Regions from separate parts of the Homo sapiens genome. Here region 1 is linked to region 2. A link is an interaction called in ENCODE POLR2A ChIA-PET data of the cell type or tissue named here. Cell type or tissue: endothelial cell of umbilical vein. All regions are shown on one strand. Each heading gives the region's core, and the rest is flanking DNA. Links, peaks and the distances in the headings are about the cores only.

What was found. ChIA-PET counts read pairs that join two places held together with the same protein. Peaks named below come from ENCODE experiments on the same cell type or tissue, not always from the same donor. Only the 100,000 strongest peaks of a DNase experiment are listed, where the experiment ranks them.
Region 1: POLR2A ChIA-PET joins it to region 2 with 5 read pairs; 3 of 35 experiments call an interaction of 5 or more read pairs at or near these places.

What each region holds. Positions count from the first base shown.
Region 1 is chr6:142,195,843-142,203,842 of GRCh38, forward strand. VTA1 (vesicle trafficking 1) reads left to right here. Exons shown (of 8, transcript NM_016485.5): 6 at 2,597-2,773. Among named protein-coding and RNA genes, the nearest start is that of VTA1, 53 kb to the left of the region's middle. In endothelial cell of umbilical vein, for the core only: no CTCF peak of the experiment used is centred there; DNase peaks (open chromatin) are centred at 4,569, 5,189 and 5,559; H3K27ac peaks cover 3,851 bases.
Region 2 is chr6:142,327,140-142,338,615 of GRCh38, forward strand. The region is part of intron 2 of ADGRG6 (adhesion G protein-coupled receptor G6); the gene reads left to right. Among named protein-coding and RNA genes, the nearest start is that of ADGRG6, 31 kb to the left of the region's middle. RefSeq lists a silencer at 7,233-7,527. In endothelial cell of umbilical vein, for the core only: no CTCF peak of the experiment used is centred there; DNase peaks (open chromatin) are centred at 4,252, 4,672, 5,462 and 7,292; H3K27ac peaks cover 3,080 bases.

The DNA of each region.
Region 1 (8,000 bases), core at 1-8,000, 130 kb before region 2:
AGATATCTTACTGATTTCTAATTCAATTCCATTTTAGTCAGAGAACATACTATAAAAGATTTCGGTATTTTGTAGTTTATCAAGATTTCTTTCATGGCCCAGCATATGATCTGTCTTGGTGAATGTCCCATGTGCAGTTGAAAAGAATGTATTCTGCAGTTATTGCTTATGATGTTCTCTGTTAAATCTCCAAGTACAGTGGTTTTACTAGTTCTGCCAGTTTGTTTCATTTTGAGACTCTGTTATTATATTAGGCACATGTACCTTTATAGTTATTTTTTATGAACTAACCTTTTTATTATTATGGAACATCCCACTATATCTTGCTGATGTTCCTGGTTACGAATTCTATTTGGCCGGATTTTAAAGTTAGCCACCCCAGCTTTTGTCAGCTTGGTATTTGTGTTAACGTTTTAATCCTTATGAAATGGTCCTTTTTATCTCAGCTAATATTCCTTGTCATTGATTCTATTTGTCTGTTATTAAAATTAGTCACCAGCTTTTGTCTGCTGGATATTTACATGGTTTGTCATCCTTTTAGTTTAAACAAATCTAGATCTTTGTGTTTTAAAGTACATTTCCTGCAAAAAGCATATAGGCACTTTTTTATTCTGTCTCTCAACCCCTGTGTGAGAAATAGTGTTTAGTTCATTTACATTTAATGTAATTGCTATAGCTAGATTTAAACCTATTTTGCCATTTCCTTTCTGTTAATACCATCTGTTTTTTTTCTCTTACAGTTTTTCCCCCCTCTGGTTAGTTTTGTCTCTTTCATTTGTTATGTCCATGTTTTACTTTGTGGCCTTGAACAAATTTATTGTAGCTGCTTTAAAGTGCTTTTTTGCTGATTTTCAATATCAGGGTCATTTTGAGGTCTTTTTTGTAGACTCTTTTTTTCACATTTTCCTTTTCTCCCCTAATTTTTAATAATTTCTATTTGTTGATAACATGTTGAAGCTCCTCTGCATCCTGTTATCTTTCTCTGCAAAGTCTTGATTCTTATTCCAGCAGACCATTGACTTGCCAGAACTCAAACTTTGTCCCCCTGTTTCAGCTTTAAGTTGCTTTTCTCCAGGGCCCCCTAGAGTCTTACCTGAGTGTGCATAATTCAGGGGCTTGTAGGTATTTAGTTGGGGTTCATACAAACATTTCATGGCTCACTTCTTGGCAACTTTCTTTTATGTAGACTATTGACTGCCCTCAGATGAACAGCCACATAAAATCAAATGTTACCTGGTAAGATTTCCTCTTACCCTTACTCTCATTTCTACCAGCTTTTGGTCATGCTCTAGTGCCTTTATGTTGTGGAGCTTTTTTCTTTCCCAGAATGTATAAATGTTAGAGTTCTCCAGTATTGGGGAAAGTCATGTTAATGTATGTAAAGTATAAATACATCCACAAGGTTGCTTGATAAAATGCTTATCTCAGATTAGGTAAATTTAACTTTTTTTCTTGTTTGAAATTAGCTACATTGAATAACCTGTTTATAATCAGACAAAAAAGTTATTTAAAAATGTGGTAGGAAGCAGTAAGATCTATTCTCTTTGATGAGTCTGTAGCTCTAGCTTGCTTTTATTTTAAGTTACTATGACTCCCAGTAGCGGCTGATGGTCATTTTATACTCAAAATTCAGTTTTTCAAAGTAGTTTTCAAATTCGGCTCACGATACAGTATATTTTAAAAGTTTGCATTTCAGAACTTTTCAAAATGAAATATCTCATTTCTTTCTGCATAGCTAAATGCAAAATTTCATTCCTCTGTTTTTATTAGCTAAATGCATTGAACAACTCACAGATAATCATTTAGTAGCTAGTACGCGGTAAATCTTAAGTAAAAGTCCGCTGTCAGAAAATGGAGTTCTTATTGGATAGCATAAATGTGGCATGTTTTGCCAGAAATGTCCTTGAGTCTTCATAAGTTTAAAGAAAGTTTATTTTAAAGAAAAACATATTCTGGGTGTGGTGGCTCACGCCTGTAATTCCAGCACTTTGGGAGGCCGAGGCAGGCAGATCACGAGGTCCGGAGATTGAGACCATCCTGGCTAACACGGTGAAACCCCGTCTCTACTAAAAATACAAAAAAAAAAAAACCAAAAAAAAAACAAACTAGCCGGGAGTGGTGGCAGGCGCCTGTAGTCCCAGCTACTCGGGAGGCTGAGGCAGGAGAATGGCGTGAACCTGGGAGGTAGAGCTTGCCGTGAGCTGAGATCACGCCACTGCACTCCAGCCTGGGCAGCAGAGTGAGACTCCGTCTCAAAAAAAAATATATATATATATATGTGTGTGTGTGTGTGTGTGTGTGTGTGTGTGTGTGTGTGTGTGTATATGTGTGTACATATACACTATATGCAAAGATTTTATAGAATTAAAAAATATTAACCTGAAAGAAGTGATAATCATATTGTCAGGTACAATTACATTTTTTAAGAAAATAAAAAAATTAAAAATATTGTTTTAAGAATAGAGCTTGCTTCTCCACTGCATTAAATAGAATTGCATTTAAAGATTCCATTTGTCATGTGTATAATGAAATAAGAATACCTAGCACTTGTATTTCAAAATACCTACTGTAACATTGTGTATATGTGATCTGATAGATATTGAAGAAAATGAAGATGCTGGAGCAGCCTCTCTGCCCACTCAGCCAACTCAGCCATCATCATCTTCAACTTATGACCCAAGCAACATGCCATCAGGCAACTATACTGGAATACAGATTCCTCCGGGTGCACACGCTCCAGCTAATACACCAGCAGAAGTGCCTCACAGCACAGGTGGGAAACTGTAACTGAATGATTTATTTAATTCCCCTTTTATAAAGAAGAACTGCATTTCTTATCACATATGTGCCTCATAATGATGGTCATGAAAACATGACAAGTTCCTTGAATTCCATTTGAACCCACAAGAAACATTAAATTATTTTCATTAAAATTTTAATATTAGTTGTATTCTAATTATTTGAGAAATGACAAGTATTATGTGCATTGATTACTCTTAACCTTATATTTTATTAATAAGATTGGTTTCCATGCTTTTCATATATATTGCTGTTTTTCTTTTTCTTCTCTTCCCTTTCTTTTCCCCTCACTGTTGTTTTAGAATAGCTCGGAGGTGAGTGGAGTTGATATTAGGATGTGTCAGTCAGGGTCTCACTGTGATATCTAGGTTTGTTTCATTCCCTTGGGACTATGCCTCTGCCCTGAAGATGGGTATTATTGATGATGGGGAATGGGCTTTGAGGCATGAAATCTCAGTAACAATGAAATCATAGACAGGTGAAAGCAGGGATTCGGATTTTTTTTTTTTAACCTTACACTTTAAAAAACTAACAGGAAAGAGAGACCTATCTGTGAATAAATCAGTACTGTATGTTTATGTTTTTATTTTTAAAAATCTGACAAAGTTAGTCCTTAGTAGTTAAGTCAGGGTCAGTAAAGACACTTTGACAAAATTTCAGTTACTCTTCCCTTTAATTGCATTGTTGACAAAATGTCACCTTTATCTCCAAGTAGGACACTTGCAGCTATAATTTAAATTTTACATTTAATTTTTTCAAAAACTTTTCTTAAAAATTTACTTTTATCCCAGGTGACTTATGGTACTAAACTATACAAACACTTTAAAATAATTAATGGAATGATAGTCATCCTTCATGCCCTGATTTCTACTGTTCCTATTATGTAACACACTACTACTTTACTTTTATTTGTCAGCCTTATTTTACCCAAATTTTTTTTATTTTACCCAAATTTTGCATGAATTACATTATATGCAAGTTTTCTATTTTGACCATTGTAACATCAAGTATGATTAGTGTCTTTCCTCCTATTTTAAAACTTACAAGTTTATATTATCTGCAAAAATATTGCTAACGTTTTCTTTAAGATTATTGATGAAATGATAATTTTAGCACTGATCTTTTTTTGTGTCTTCAGTCAGCATATTTGACCTTGACTTTTCAATATTTTATGGCCTATGTGATGATATTAATAGACAAACCTATTTGCATTTGTTTTGGAAGTAAAATTTCTTGGAACACTTTTAAGTATTTTATTATGTTTAGAAATATTCATTATTTCCAGTGTGGAATAATGTAAGTGAAACCAGCTACTTAGATCTGTTTGCCTTAGATGAATACTGTTCAGATTATACTTGAAGGTTGAAATCCTGATCAAGAGTCCCAGACACAAGCATTCTCATAGAGGAGCCAAGGGGAAATAAAATGCATTTAGGAGGCAAATCATATTGGTTATTTGTTTCTACCCCATGCTAAAGCATAAACTCAGCTGATATTTAACTTCTCGTGACCTTAATTTTTCCTCTTTCTAATATGAAATTAATCATACTTACTTCTCATGGTTATTTTAATTATTAAAAGGGAAAAACTGTAAAAATGGACTAGTAGTAGGCCTATCACAAAATCAGTGTTCAGCAGATTAGCCTCCTTTCCCTCTTTTTTTCCTCTTCCTTCCTATTTCTGTGCCAAGGAAAGTCAAGGTATTTAATGGCAAGTTAATGAACACTTAAAATTATTATGCGAATCAAGAGAAGTATCACAACTGGGGGTAGGATATTAACCTTATAGAAAGACTGTCCAAGGAGTTTTGTTTTAGACAGTATATCTCAAGGCAGAGTTGTGGTATAGGCACATCAGTATATATTTTATATATAGGTACACTCTATGAGTATACAAAAGAGAACACTTTTAACAGGAGGGCTATAGTAGATCGATCCATATGAAATTGCTAGTTTTGTGTAACAAAAATGATAAAGTATTGATAGTCTTATATGTTCAAACTAATACACAGTGTATCCTGGCTAGAATATTCATGACATAAAGATAAATATTAGGTGGTTTTCCATTAGAAAGTTTTTTGTCATAAACAGTTCAATTTGATCTAGTTAACTCTAGCATGAGCCTCTTGTTTTCTCTGTCTTTTGTTCCTTAGAGGGAAGAATAAAACTAAAAAACTTAGAACTTTTATAGAATGAGATCCTATCATATTTTATACACTCTTGTAGCCTTACCAGTCAAATGATTATCATGGCTAATTTCCACACTTATTCTTGCAGCAACTATATTATGTATTACTGTCTTTAACTTACAAACTCTCAAGAGACTAAGCAATTATTCTAAGAAAACAAACATACCCAGTAATGACAGAACCAGGATTTGAATCCACGTTTTTTTGACTTCATGTTTTAGCCATGTGCCTTCTATGTTCCTTCCTCTAAGGAACTAAAATCCTCTCAAATTAAAACCTACTTTTCTGATAGTATATTTCCCTTTAAGATTGGTTTGAGATGTTGAAATCTCCTCCTTTTAGCCCCAGATTTTTTTCTATTATATTTGAAACAGTAAAAAAAGTTCATAGTTGCCTAATAAAAAACAAAATAACATTTTTAATAATATAAATAATAGCAAATGTTTCCCCTCTTACTCACGTTAAGAATGATTTATTTTCTCTCATATAAAGGTCCAGGATGCACTTTTATCAAAGGGAAATCCTTAAGATAACTGAAAAGAATAGTATGTACTAATTTGCAGTTTTTAGTTCTTCCACAAAAAAGCAAAGGAGGTGCAATGAGGACAGGGATAGTGATTGTTTAAACAGGCGAAGTGTTTGCTTCTTGTGCTTTCAACACTGCACAGATATCACATGTAGTTGATACAGTGTGTTTTTTTCTTTCTCAAGAAACATAAGCTTTTTATAGTTCATATTACAGGAGAAGATTTTAGTAATAAAGCTAGATTAAATAATATAATTATTTTATGATTAAAGCTAGCCTTTCATTGTAAAATGCAGCTCACTTCATAGATCAAAATGTAGGCTGTGTACTTGTGTCAGAAGTACCATGTTTGCATTCTTCTGTAAGCTTTGATAACCTGTTGTTGATACTCTGGCCTACGCATTTCTCTCAACCCTGTTTCTCATGATTACACTAAGGTTTCACTCATTCTTTCCTTATACTGTTACTCATAGACAATATAGGTAACATTCCTTTCTTCCTTTTTCTGTGTCTCTCCAAATGCTGTGTTCTTTCAGGAGTCTGTTTAATCACACTTTCTGGATAGTCTTCTCTATAAATAGAGATTTGTTTGGAGGATTTTAATTTAGGCAGAAATGCAAATTACTTAGCAATGAATGACATTGATCTATAGATTGGACCATTAGAGTATAGTAGATTTACCTTGTTTTTTAAGATGTATATGAATGATATATGTAATCTACATAAGCCTAGGTACACCTGTTTCAAAGCACTAGACATGACTAGTGTGAAGATCCATCTCAGATTTTACATTCTAGCATTTTTAAAATAATATATATTTATGTGCCTTTCAGTGTTTGGCAAGTTTTGTGGAGAAAATTGTCAGATGTTTATAATTTAAATATATTTGGTGAGTACTTATCAAAATCAAGCAAAAAATAGTCATTGAATAGGTCAGCCTAAGATTTGGCTGTCTCCTCACTTTGCATTTATACTTTTATACAGTTTTCTATAAATATATTCATATACACAGTATATGAGAATATTTACTGTAGCATTATTTGTAATAGCAAAAGATTGGAAATTAAAACTTAAATGTCCATCAGTAATGGATTGCTTTATAAGCTATGCATGCAGAGAATGGGACACTATGGAACCATTAAAAACAGCAAGACAGATTTATACGTATTAATCTGGAATTATTGCTAGGACACATTAAGTGAAAAATGCATAAAACTAAAGTATAGTATGCAGAACTTACTACCATTTGCAAAACACACACGCAAGTATGCCTTCTAGAAGATTTTGGTTTAGATAAGTACACAAATTTCTTAGCAGAGAACAGCATTGACATATATATAGATTGGATTGGACACACAGTTATTTGTAGGTGGGTGGAAAGGTGTCATAGAAACTGGTACTAGCCCTAAACTTTGGGGTAGGAGAGGCAGGCTTTCTCCTTTATATTTTTTTGTACTATATAAAATTTGTACTTCACCTTTCATCTGTATCCCTGTGTACTTTAAAATTTTTCAATTTTTAGTTAAAAAGCAATATTTATATGGCTTTTAATAGTTCCAAAGGGTATAAATACAGAGCGAGTTTGTCCTGGAAAACAATTAAGTGAGGTAAATAATGTATATTTAAACCATTTTTTCTCTTAGGTTGGGGTTGAGAAAAATCTTAAAAGTCAAAACTTCTTACCAGAAGAACTTTAGAACTTCATACCAGAAAAACTTTAGACCTTTAGAAAATTTTAGAACTTCAGCCATCTTTTGTGAAACCGTTATTCTAGAACTCTCAGTGGATATATATCCATCCCCCTAGAAACTTCCTATTTATTTTAACCTTTTTCTCTGTTTCCTTTTTCTTATTCCAGTATTTTTCCCACTTTACCCTTTCTACAAATTGCCTATTCGAATTCAGTGTATTAGTTTGGCAAACAGTCCATCTTGAGAGACTGTTTAACTCCATTGATTTGGAGTAATCAACTTTTCCTCATTTTATTTTCCTGCTGATTGAATCATTTCAGTCCTTTTTTGGGGGAACTTTTAACACTTTTTGTTAGTTTTTTAGATGATTAATAAATAATCTTCAACTTCAGTATATTCCTTACCATTAATCAAGAATGCTAAGTTATTCATTGATATGACAGTTTTGAAATGTTCTAACAAAGTCAAAACAGTTGTTTATTGGATAATTGTTTATTGGATATGTAAAAATATCTTAAAATGTGTAAACTAGAAAATTACAAATGTTAATTTGTAATTTCATGCACAGTGATGAAATTGGATTCATCCTCTAAGTTAAACTAAATTAGAATTATGTTCTACTTTATCACCAAATTATTTAATTGGCTGAGAAATTGAAAGGTAGGGAGTTTGCTACTTCTACAGATATTTGGTAAGCTTTAATGGAGAAGTAATGCGAAGCATTAGACAAAATACATGTTAGGAAATGCATAGCCCATACACATATGTAAACACTTGATATCCTCCAACATCAACT
Region 2 (11,476 bases), core at 1,320-9,319:
TTGTCAGTGGGGTAATATGACTTTTCTAAAAATGTTTTAATTTTTAAAGCCTCATAAAATAAAGAATGAGGCAAATGAACCATAGATTTAACTTAATGATAGGCAAAAAGATAAAAAGAGGAATTCATTAAAAAAAAAAAGTCTTTGGGGACTAGGAGGAACTGGAAGTACCATAACAGCAACTTTCTGTGTAAACTGGAAAATCTTCTCATTCAAACTTAACACATGGAGTTCACCGTCTATATTAGGAAATGTTTTGGAACACAGTGTGAAAATCAGCTGTAGCAAGAAACAGATTTTAATTAATACAGACATAGAGTAAACCTCTGAGGCTGAACATCGTTATTCAATTCAGTTGGAAGATAAGCTACTAGATATTTATAGGAAATGTGTATTATCATTTCCCTCATTGTGTAGCACCAGAACTCTTCTACCTGCACCTGATGGCTTCTTACCTGTCATCATTCCACTTCCCTTTCTCTGCAAGAGTATTATGTAACCAATCTTTATTCATCCTATTTGGGAAGTCAGCTATTTCTATAAAGGGTAAGCTCTTTATCAGTTTTTTCACTGAATTCCCTTCCATTTACTCCTCCACTTTTTTACAAATCTTTTGAGTTGAAATATGCCTCCATGACTCATTGTAATGATCAGTAATCATAAACTAGTGTTAACATTTAATTTTTTTGAAAGAAAACAAGAATCCTACATTTTGAGATTAAATCAAATTTGATCAATATCTCAATAATGTTACTTTATTTTGCATATTGTTTCTTGGTGTGTAATTTTTTTTTCAGTTACTTCATCAGATTCTTACAATTTCTCCCTCCTTCCCAAAAGGCAAAAGAATTATTTTTCCTACGTTACAGATAAGGAGACCAAAGTTAGGAATACTTAAGTGCCAGCCCTATGGGAAAACAGAAACAAAACAGAACGCAGTTCTTCAGACTCTTAGTCCTTAGTCATTGTTTTTTCCATTATCTTGGAGGTAAACCTCCAAAGGGCCCACCAATATCAAGCAAAGGCTATGGAGGTTTACACCTCCTTACATGCTTATCCTTTTGTTTTGTTTTGTTTTTTTGAGACAAGGTCTTGCTGTGTTGTCCAGGCTGAAGTGCAGTGGCATGATTTCAGCTCACTGCAACCTCTGCCTCCTGGACTCAAGCCCTCCTCCCACCTCAGCCTCCTGAGTAGCTGGGACTATAGGCACACATCTCCATGCCTGGCTAATTTTTGTGTATTTTGTAGAGATGGTGTTTCACCATGTTGCCCAGCTGGTCTCGATCTTATGAGCTCAAGTGATCTTCCCACCTTGGCCTCCCAAAGTTCTGGAATTACAGGTGTGAGCCACTGGGCTGACCTGCTTATCCTTTTCTGATTCCATTTCTTTCATCTTGATAGCCAGGAGTCAGGTTGTGTTTTTTAAATCTAATTATAGTTCAGTAATTGTACTCAACAAAATTTCTTCTATTATGTTTCAATTATAAGTATTGCCAGAGAGTTTTATACCAGTGGTTTTTCAAGTGAAGTCTGGTCTTGGAACCAACAGTAGAGTATCACCAGGGAATGCCATAGAAATGCAAATCCTTGGGCGTCATTACAGACCTACTGAGTCAGAAAGTCTGGGGTAGCGCTCATTGACTTGTGTTTGCCCAAGCTTTCCAGGTGATTTCGATGTTAGCTAAAATTGGACTGTTTTAAACTCTTAATCGATGAAATTGACATTGAGGTAAATTGTAGTTTAATTTTTGTCCTGAGCTACCTAAAAAGTCTGTCCAGCATTTATAATATTTTTCTTACTTATATCCACATCCCCACATTGGCTCCCTGAGATGGTAGTAGAGTATAATGGTTCAGTGTGTGGGCTCTGAAGATGAACTGTAAGTTGGAATACTGGTGTTATTACTTACACTTCATATGGGCCCTGGAAAAGTTACTTCTCTGTGAAATGCAGTCATGGTACTTCCTGCCTTCTGAGGTCTTTGTGATAATTAAATAAGTAAAATGTTAGCTATAGTTGTTATTATTTAGCACAGTTATTTGCACAATGAATCATGAAGTATTGTTTTGGAAAGTAATATTTTAAGTTTCAACCAAGGACTTTAAAAATGAACTTTTGGGGAGACAACCAATTTGGGAGAGTTTCTGGGGTAATATATAATCTTCATGGCTCATTAGCCATATTTTTTCCTTTCTGAGTGTTGTTTGCAATTTCATTTTAATAATTTATTAGTAACTAAAAGTAGCTATAAAGAAGACATTTATGCCAAAATATTTGAAGGTTATTTTCTTCATTTTTCTCTAATATTTTCACTTTTGAAAGGGAAGAAAATAATTGTATAAGCATCAGCCATCTTCTGCAGCCTTTTGCATCTATTTTGTTACCTTACGAGATCATCACAGTCCTTACTAAAACAAAAATTGTCACAACGTGAGTGAATTTAATATAAACTAGCATTTCCCCCTTCCCTTAGTGAATAATCATTGTTTGTAGAAAAAGCTCCCATCATTGAGTCATGTTTGTGATCAACACAAAGGGTAAATGAAAGGACCTTAGAGTGGTGAATAGGTATTCCTGCCTTGAGGGTTTCTTTTTCATTTAAACATTGGTGTACAAATACTTCAGTAGCTAATGCATTCTTGGTTACTCCTTAAGATATCTTATTCTTCTCTAAGTTTTTCTAATTGCAGTGCAATGACAACAGTCACATATCTGCCACTTATAGGAAGGGAGTAGAAAAGGAGGAGGCTGGGAAGACAGCTGTGTAAAGGTGAGATACGTGAGCACTGATGAACTTCACTCTCCACTGCAGCCCATATATAGCCTGCAGTTGTGTGCTTCTTTATTTTAGTCTCTACTAGGCTCTGGCAAGGAAAACAACATATTCTGCTGGAAGAAATTTTTCATTTGCCACTGCAATTTTTTTTTTTTGCCACTGCAATTTTTTTTAAAAGGGAGAGGTTAAGAATTAGGTGGTATTTGGTTTTCTGTTCGTGTGTTAGTTTACTAAGGATAATGGCCTCCAGCTCCATCCATGTCCCTCCAAAGGACATGATCTCGTTCTTTTTAATGGCTGCATTGGATCAGGAAAAATAACTAATGGGCTTAATACCTGGCTGATGAAATAATCTGTACAGCAAACCCCCGTGACCCAAATTTACCTGTGTAACAAACCTGCACATGTACTCCTGAACTTACAAGTTAAAAAAAAATGAAATAAAATGTGGAAAAAAAATTCGGTGGTGAAAACATTTTTTTCTTGATGTTATTCTCAGCCAAACAAGCTCATGCAAGCCGGAAAGATGTGGGAGTAAATATGGCAATGCCATTCATTAATCATGAAAACCATATTAAGGAAAGGGCTTCCCCTAACCCTCAATGTAATATACTAGGTCACCAGATCCATTTTTAGATTCAGAGATTTCTGTTCTCTGTTCAGAATCAAGAAACAGATGATGTATTACAGTTTTGCCTTTCCCTTCAGGAAGAGGAATAAAATATGCTTGAGAAGAAGATGGATTTGATTTTCTATAACCTTATAGTATGGAATGCATTTAGTGGGCTGAAAGTTGCAAATATTGTATATGCCTTTTCCCCTGATTGTCATTAATTTGGGGTTTTGAGGAGGAGGAATTTACAACTTACTCTTTCCATTTTCAAAACCAGAGTATAAAAACATGCTCTTTCGACCTTGAAAAATTGATTTTCAATTTATTATACATCAGAGGAACTATAGCCAATATTTTTAGAGTATATAATTCTTTCCCATGTAAACAAATTCAGAATTGTTTCTTTAAAAAAAAAGCTTTTTAAGCTTCATTTATATAACTGGACTTGAGGAACAGTTTTTCTATGGGAACTCAGAAGCAAAACTTGCCTTTGCCTGAAGTCACCGACTGGGGCCCAGGGAAGCCAAAGCTCCTTTGGAGTTGAGGTCAGACATGGCTGTATGTGACATGGACATTCTATGGAATACAGCAGGGTAGAAAAGAGTTAAAAAAAAAAAAAACTATCAAACTAGTGTTTTTCAGTTGTCCTGGACTTTTTAGTGTTTCCCCACTAAGGTCTAACCTTTGCCATCTGTATGCTTTTAGATCTGAGAAGATATGCTGCCTCTTTTTTTTCACTGCCCCTCCCCTCTGAATCTTATGGCTCCTTTAAAGTGTATAGTTCAAAGAAAAGCCACAGTGAAAAGAGCTGTGTCTTTTTAGGCCTAGTGAGACATATCCTGCAGCCCATGGGCTTTGTGTGAGGCTTTCTGTGATCTCATCTTGCAGAGTCAGAAATGAAAAGAGATTCTTCTGTTCTGTGTCTGTCGGTATAATCATCATGCTGTATGACGAAAATGCAGTGGGAACCCAGCAATGACATGACCCTCTGAAAAGGGTACTTTAAAAAACTTTTTAGAAATATTGTTAACTTGATCTCATTTTGCTTTCCTTGATGAAAATAGTCCTGAAATGCAGTGTTATTTACAGAATGTAGATCTAGATTGTTACTTTTTTAAAAGCAAAAATATTGATTACTGTTGGCAGTGTTAATGGAATAGAATAATGAAAACTATTGCCTTCTCTGTTTTTTTTGTAAACGCTCTTTTTTTGTTTAGTGTATTTGTGACTAAGTAGGAAAATACGTGTCACTGCTTGCTAGCACCCCCTCACTCCCCTCATTAACTAATCATTTTCATTCACAGCTTGTGGAATTTGGCATGTTTTCATGTTAACTTTTTTGTCTAGTCATTAGGCCATCTTTTAGTGAGATGCAAATAAATGTTATCTCAGAAAAGTTAACTGTATTTTTATTAATTCGGTACCATATTGGTATTTTGCAGTAATAACAGCTTTATAATGGGACAATTAAATACAGATCATTAGGTTTTTAGAGTAATATGCTGTTAAATCTAAAATACATATCATTGATACTTCAGAAAAAGAGAAACCATATATAAATATAGGAATGGCTCACAATTCTTCTTAAAGTAGATGGAATGGGATTTAAGATCACAATATAGGTGGCCGCCCCTTTTCGATCACTGTAAAATAACTATACATATGTAGTATATTATTGGTTCTTTTAGTTGTGAAAGATTCGAATACTGAATGTTTGCAGCAGAGAGGCTGACTTACCACATAGTGATGAGTAGGTAGAAAGTCCTAGCATATTAGTGATACCTCTTCTAATTTAATTCACAGAGAAACTTAAGCATATTTAGGTATTAGGTGTCTTTACATAGACATTGAAAGTTTTTTATTTTTAATTATTAAAGTAAATTTTGTAAATTTCTGGCTTGAGACCTCAGTTGGCTCTCTGTTCTCCACTAAATTCGAATTTTTTAACTAGCATGTTTTTTGCTTTTTTTTTTTTTGTGAAGGAAGTCTGGGTTAAGCAGAGTTGACGTTCTGCTGGCTTAGATAATGAGCCACCTCATTCCAAGGCAGTTTCTCTAGGAAATGATTTCCCTTTCTTATAAATCTTGCCATGGGGCTTGGATGTCATGTGGACATAAAACATTATTACTTACCACGCCAAAAATGATAGCTTTTGCAAGAGAGACACAATATAGTAGATTGTGTTTATCTTTTAGACATCTATTGTTATCTTTGGGATTTTAAGTTAGTGAAAATACCCTTCGGCCTTCATCCTCCCAAGCAACAAGTAAAGGACCATAATATGGGCTGAAGGATCGTGGCAGTAAGAACAAGCCAGGAGGAGTTCTTGAATCTTCCAGGTAAGGGCTTCTGTCAGACGCCTGGAAAGTTAAGCACATGGAAGTGCTAGTGTGCAGTTTAGTTATCATCCTAGCCTAAGTACACTAGGAAATATACTGAGCGTAAAAATAGCTTGGCAGTTACTGACTGAGAATTATTTGAACTGTTGCAAAAGCTAGAGTGGAGATGGTCACAGGTTTCCATTATTGAAATGGTGATTGAAATGGTGATAAGTGTGGAAAAGTATAATCCTGTCATGTGCCTTACATTTCAGAGCAAAGAGAATATATGATGCAAGTCTTGATTGAGACAGTATTAAATTATTTTCTTGCTTGAATTTGTCAGTCAGTGACTCAGTTTGATTTGTCATTCAAACTCCTCTAGGGGACAGAATGGGAGACCCAGATGGTTAGAAAAAGAGCACTGTCTGTATGATGACTCCTTTGTTTTAACTCATCACCAAGCATATTTGTTGGTTTTTCAGGGTTATATCCCCTCTGACCCATTGTACTATTTCCCTAAGAGTTTACATATAACATTAGGATCACAAGGTATGGCAGACCTGGACTATCAGCTTGTTTTTCTTATTGATATTAATGTGTGGTGTAGTGAAGACTGAATGTTGCAGTCAGGCAGAATGGAGATGTAATCTCACTTTCATCACTTAAAAAAGTTTTTTTTAGTAGATATAAGGTCTCACTGTGTTGCCCACGCTAGGCTTCAACTACTGGGCTCAAGCAATCCTCCTGCCTTGGCCACCAAAAATGCTGGGATTACAGGCATGAGTCATCATGCCCGGCCACCTTCATCACTTTTGAGCTTCAAGGTCTGAGAATCTGGAAATATTACTTAGGGTTCTTATCTTTTCAAGATGAGATCAATAATACCTACTTCACACTCTGGTGAGGCTGAAACAATACAATAGATATCCATGTCCCTGGTACATTGTAATTTATTATTATTGAGAGATGAGGAAATTGAATCACAGAGAAGTTAATGGATTTGTCCATCATCACATTAGCACTAAGTGGCAGGGAAGGACTTTAATTCCGGCCTTCTGTCTCTAATCCTATGGCTTGTCCACACTGTCATTGCTCTTAATTCAAATATATTTTGGTGAATAAAATCTTTTACCAGGGATGGTATGTGGTGTAAATTACCACTGATAAATGATATCAGATTTTTGTCTGAAGGAAGAAAGTCGGTTTTCCAACAAATGAATGGATATGGCATCTGTTTTATGATAGTTTCAGGATGTTTCCAAGGTTTACCCCAAGATATGAATGTTCAACTTGAAATTCTAGAAATATGATCATTAATGGAAATACAAAGTTCTTAGACAAAAGATGGAAGAAATAATTCAGGAAGGAAGCTAAGAAGAATAACATTTCACATAAAAAGCAGGGAATCAAAAACAGTGTTTGGCTAAAGGAAAAAGGTGGTAAAGACAAGAGAAGGAAAAACAAAACTACTCCACATTGCCAGATATATTACACTTGTTAACACTAGGGAATCCAGGCTATCTATACCATCCTATGCCCCCTAAAACCATGAAGTGAATTTGCAAACATTAACAGATTATAGAAGTGCTGTTACCTAACTCTCCACACGTAGCAGAAGCCCAAGTGCCTGTAGAGTTAGAGCTGGGAGTTATGAGGAAAAGCTACAGGAAGTATGTCTTGGCCCAGAATAAGGAAGAACTTTCTGACAATAAGATGTGCCAACAGTGGAATGGCTTTTTCCCCAAAGTAATGAGCTTCCTGTCACTGGAGAGTCAGGTAGCTGCTAGAAGATTGGCAGGGTTGCAATCAAGGGTCTCTAGCATGAGGTCAGAGTTTGAATCGGGTGAACCTGAAGGTCCCTTACCAAGATTTTGTGATTCTATGACTGTTTTGGTTACACCTTTTTTCTCTTTCATACTCAGTTTTACTGTGTTTCATAAGTATCTTTTAATAAACAGAGGGCAGTACTTAGGCTTATGAAATAAGATGAACTGTGGCAATCCTTTTAAAACAGTAATCAAATGAAATTCAAAATAATATGTTAGAGGGAAATAAACAAAATATAAGATTTTTTGAAAGCCATATTGTTTAAAACCTGTGGGAGTGATTATAAATCTTAATAGAATGAATAAAGGTGATTGGCACTGGACAAAAGCATGTCTAGAAAGAGTTTATTGTTGCATTTAGCAGCATTCTGACAGGAAAGGGCTTACACAGAGTGCAGTAGTAAGAAAGCAAAAGACGTGTTTAAAGAGCTACAGGCAAATATTCTTGTTTATTACAGGTGATCGGAGGATAGTATTGAGAACCAAGAGATCAGAAATAGTGTTAAGTCATGGGGAACCTTGAATTTCAGGTTTAGATGTTTGGTTTTTGGTGGACACCTGATTTCTTTTGATGGTTTTGTTGTTTTTGAAATAGAGATGGACATGATGTGAACTTTTTATTACACAATTATTGATCTTGGTAGTGGTGGGGAAGGAGTTTTTAAAAAGGAGGATTGGAAGGGAAGTAGAAAAAGTTAGGTGAGAAAATCGAAGGCCAGAATATAAATAGAGAATGAAAATGGAGAACAGGGGAGCACAAGAAAGCCTTTTACAGTTAGAAGTAGTGAGGATTCAGTTCCTGGGAGGACAGAGCTGCCTTTCATTGCAATGGAAATACGTGGAGAGAAAAGCTTTGGAGGGCATCAGTGGGAAAGGAGGTTGTCTTGTCCACTGGTGTCCCACACTGCAGAAGTGGTGCATGGAACAGAGGTCAGGAGTTGAGATCCCGATTTGGAAGTTATTTACACAGAGGATGAATCTGCAATCATGAAGTCTGATGAAATTCCAATAGGAAAACCATAGGGGGTGGGGTGGGAGAGAAAAGAGATCTCTGAGCTGAACTATAGACAGCAGCAAAATTTAGGGAAAAAGGAGAAAAAAGTAATCAGAGAAGAAGGTGTTATAGACTACTTAATGATGTAAGAAGAAAAACCAAGAGAATATTTCTTGGAATCTGAGAAAAGAAAATTTCAAGAGAATGTAATCAGGGATCCTTTGGGAGCCCCTGTAGTAAGAAGTAAGAAAAAAATGTGAGATGGAAGTTTCCATGGGGGATGTGAACCATCCCTTCAAGAGGTTTGGAACTGGGGTGGCCATATAATTTTGTAAATGTGAAAGAACAAACAGTAAAATTACATTAGTCAAAGTTTTGCTTGTTACTCAAAGCAACTTTTTATGATCTCTTTTTTCCCCTTCTGCATGATAGCAGTGCCTCTCTGTGTGCAGGTCTATGTGCAGGTCTTCCATGCAGCAGGCAGCTCAGACTTCTCTCAAGGATAAAGGCTTTATGTGGGATAAATTTGTAATTTTGATTCAAACTCCAGTGGAAGACAGTGATTGTTGCTATTTTTCTTCCTTAGGGAGAAGTAGACAATCAGGGCATGCTAACATGGAACTTTCAGTTCTCTCTGAAATACTGTTATGTGTGCAGTAACCTTTTTCTAAGATTGATTTTTGTTTAGTAATTCAGAAAGGGCAAATTCCCTGGTCACAATTAGTTTCATCATACATACAGATAACACCATAATTTTGGAGTACTTAAAGGTTTGCTTGTTTGTGGTTTGCTCTCTGGGGTTGTGTCTGGGGTTGAAAATAAATAACCACAGCCCTTGGTTCAAATAGCTTATCTGTTACATGGTAGCAGCTACAAAACATGCTACTGATAATCAAATATAGCAATTCTACTAAAATAAATGTAACATCCACCATATGTATATTGAGGCATGTTCTAAGGAACTGTGTACTATGTTAGCATTATATGTATTTATATGTAGACACATACATAGATATATTTGTACATAGATAACACACACATGCATATTTATTACCTTCTTTTATGACACCCTCCTTAGAGGGGTGGTATTATTGTCACTATGCAGATGAGCAAACTGAGTTTGTGAGAGATCTTATAAGTACTCGATCTCAGATGGATATAAGAACTGAAGTGAGAAATGGCCCTGGGGCAATCTGTTTTCGAACCTGATATTCTTTTTCTCTGCATCATGCTGTACTACCTAGGATATGGAGGTGTTGTTACTGCCAAAGGACTTTGATATTGAGGTGTGCAAGTGAGAGAGCTAAAGTGTGGATGGTTTTGCCTCAGCTGGGCAGACTGGCACCAGGTCTGCGTCTACCAGGGCAGTGTCCCTTCCACCACTAGGTGCTTCAACAGGGGCAGTTTTTTCTCTTTTGGAATAAATTTCACAGGTACTCCATCTAATTTTTACCTTTAAAACTTCTTGCCATTAGCATCCTTTAAAATAATATGCTGGTATTTTATTATACTGTTATGTGTCTTCAAGCATTTCATGTAATCTGGTATTCTTTGTAAGTTTAGAACTGTGGATTACCAGATAAAGCCTGCCATTAAGGGTGAACAAAGAGTTTCCACCTATTGGAAGCAGTCAAATAGCATCACAGTTTAAGGATAATTTTGTACTGTCTTTTGGAAGTTGTAATGGAAACAAAATAGAATGTGGTTCAGTTTTAATCATATATGAACTGTTTTAATGAGTGCTGCACTGGGACTCAAGCTATGAAACCAAAACAAACCAGAAAAATGGCAATGGCACGCATGTTTGGGGGAACTTTATCTTTTTCCAGTAGTTCCTCCTTGTGAGGAGAGCTCAAGGCTTGCTTTACTCTCGGAGGGACTCAAGTGATTGGTTATTTGTGGAAAGCAAAATTGGGAATTCTCAACCTGATTCTCCCCTCTTTTGTGGGGCAGCTGCCTACCCAAGGGAGGAGGCATTATGCATTCTAGTGCATTTCTACAGGTTTGTTCCCCAAAGTGGGTTCATGGGTCTGTAAATGTTGGTTGCAGTCAAGTTATGTCAGTAAGCCTGGTTCTCAGGTTCAGTTGCTAAGTCCAGCTCTATTTGGAATAACAATAATATTTTAACCTTTATATTTACTTTTAGATTTTATTTCTCAGTCTATACTGATCTTGATAGGGAAGAGTGGGCTAACACAGGGGACTCATAGATATATATGAAATAGATATTATCAGTGAATAATTATATCTGATCATTTATATACATCTGACACTGAATTTATATATACTTTTGTTGAAAATAAACAAATGTTCTGACACTAAATCCTTTTTATGCCTTGTATCTTTGTTTTTTTTTTTTTTTTTTTTTGAGACGGAGTCTCGCTCTGTCACCCAGGCTGGAGTGCAGTGGCGCGATCTTGGCTCACTGCAAGCTCTGCCTCCCGGGTTCACGCCATTCTCCTGCCTCAGCCTCCCGAGTAGCTGCGACTACAGGCGCCTGCCACTACGCCCGGCTAACTTTTTGTATTTTTAGTAGAGATGGGGTTTCACCGTGGTCTCGATCTCCTGACCTCGTGATCCGTCCGCCTCGGCCTCCCAAAGTGCTGGGATTACAGGCATGAGCCACCGCGCCCGGCCTATGCCTTGTATCTTTGATAGTGTATTGAAATTAAGGAGACTAAATCTTTGAATTTAATGATATTACAGTTGTTTCTTAAACTATGTTTCGAATATCTAATTTTCTTTGGCTGTAGTTCAATGATTTCTTTTTTATTGAAGGCTCTAAATAAGAGTTTTATTATGTTAAATATTGTATATTTAATTATATTTATTACATATAATTTATTCTTTAAATTTGAGCAATATAGATCATATATTTTGTGCTTAAATAATAGTAGTTAATCGATATATTATTAAATTCGTTTTAGCTATAGAACTCTTAATAT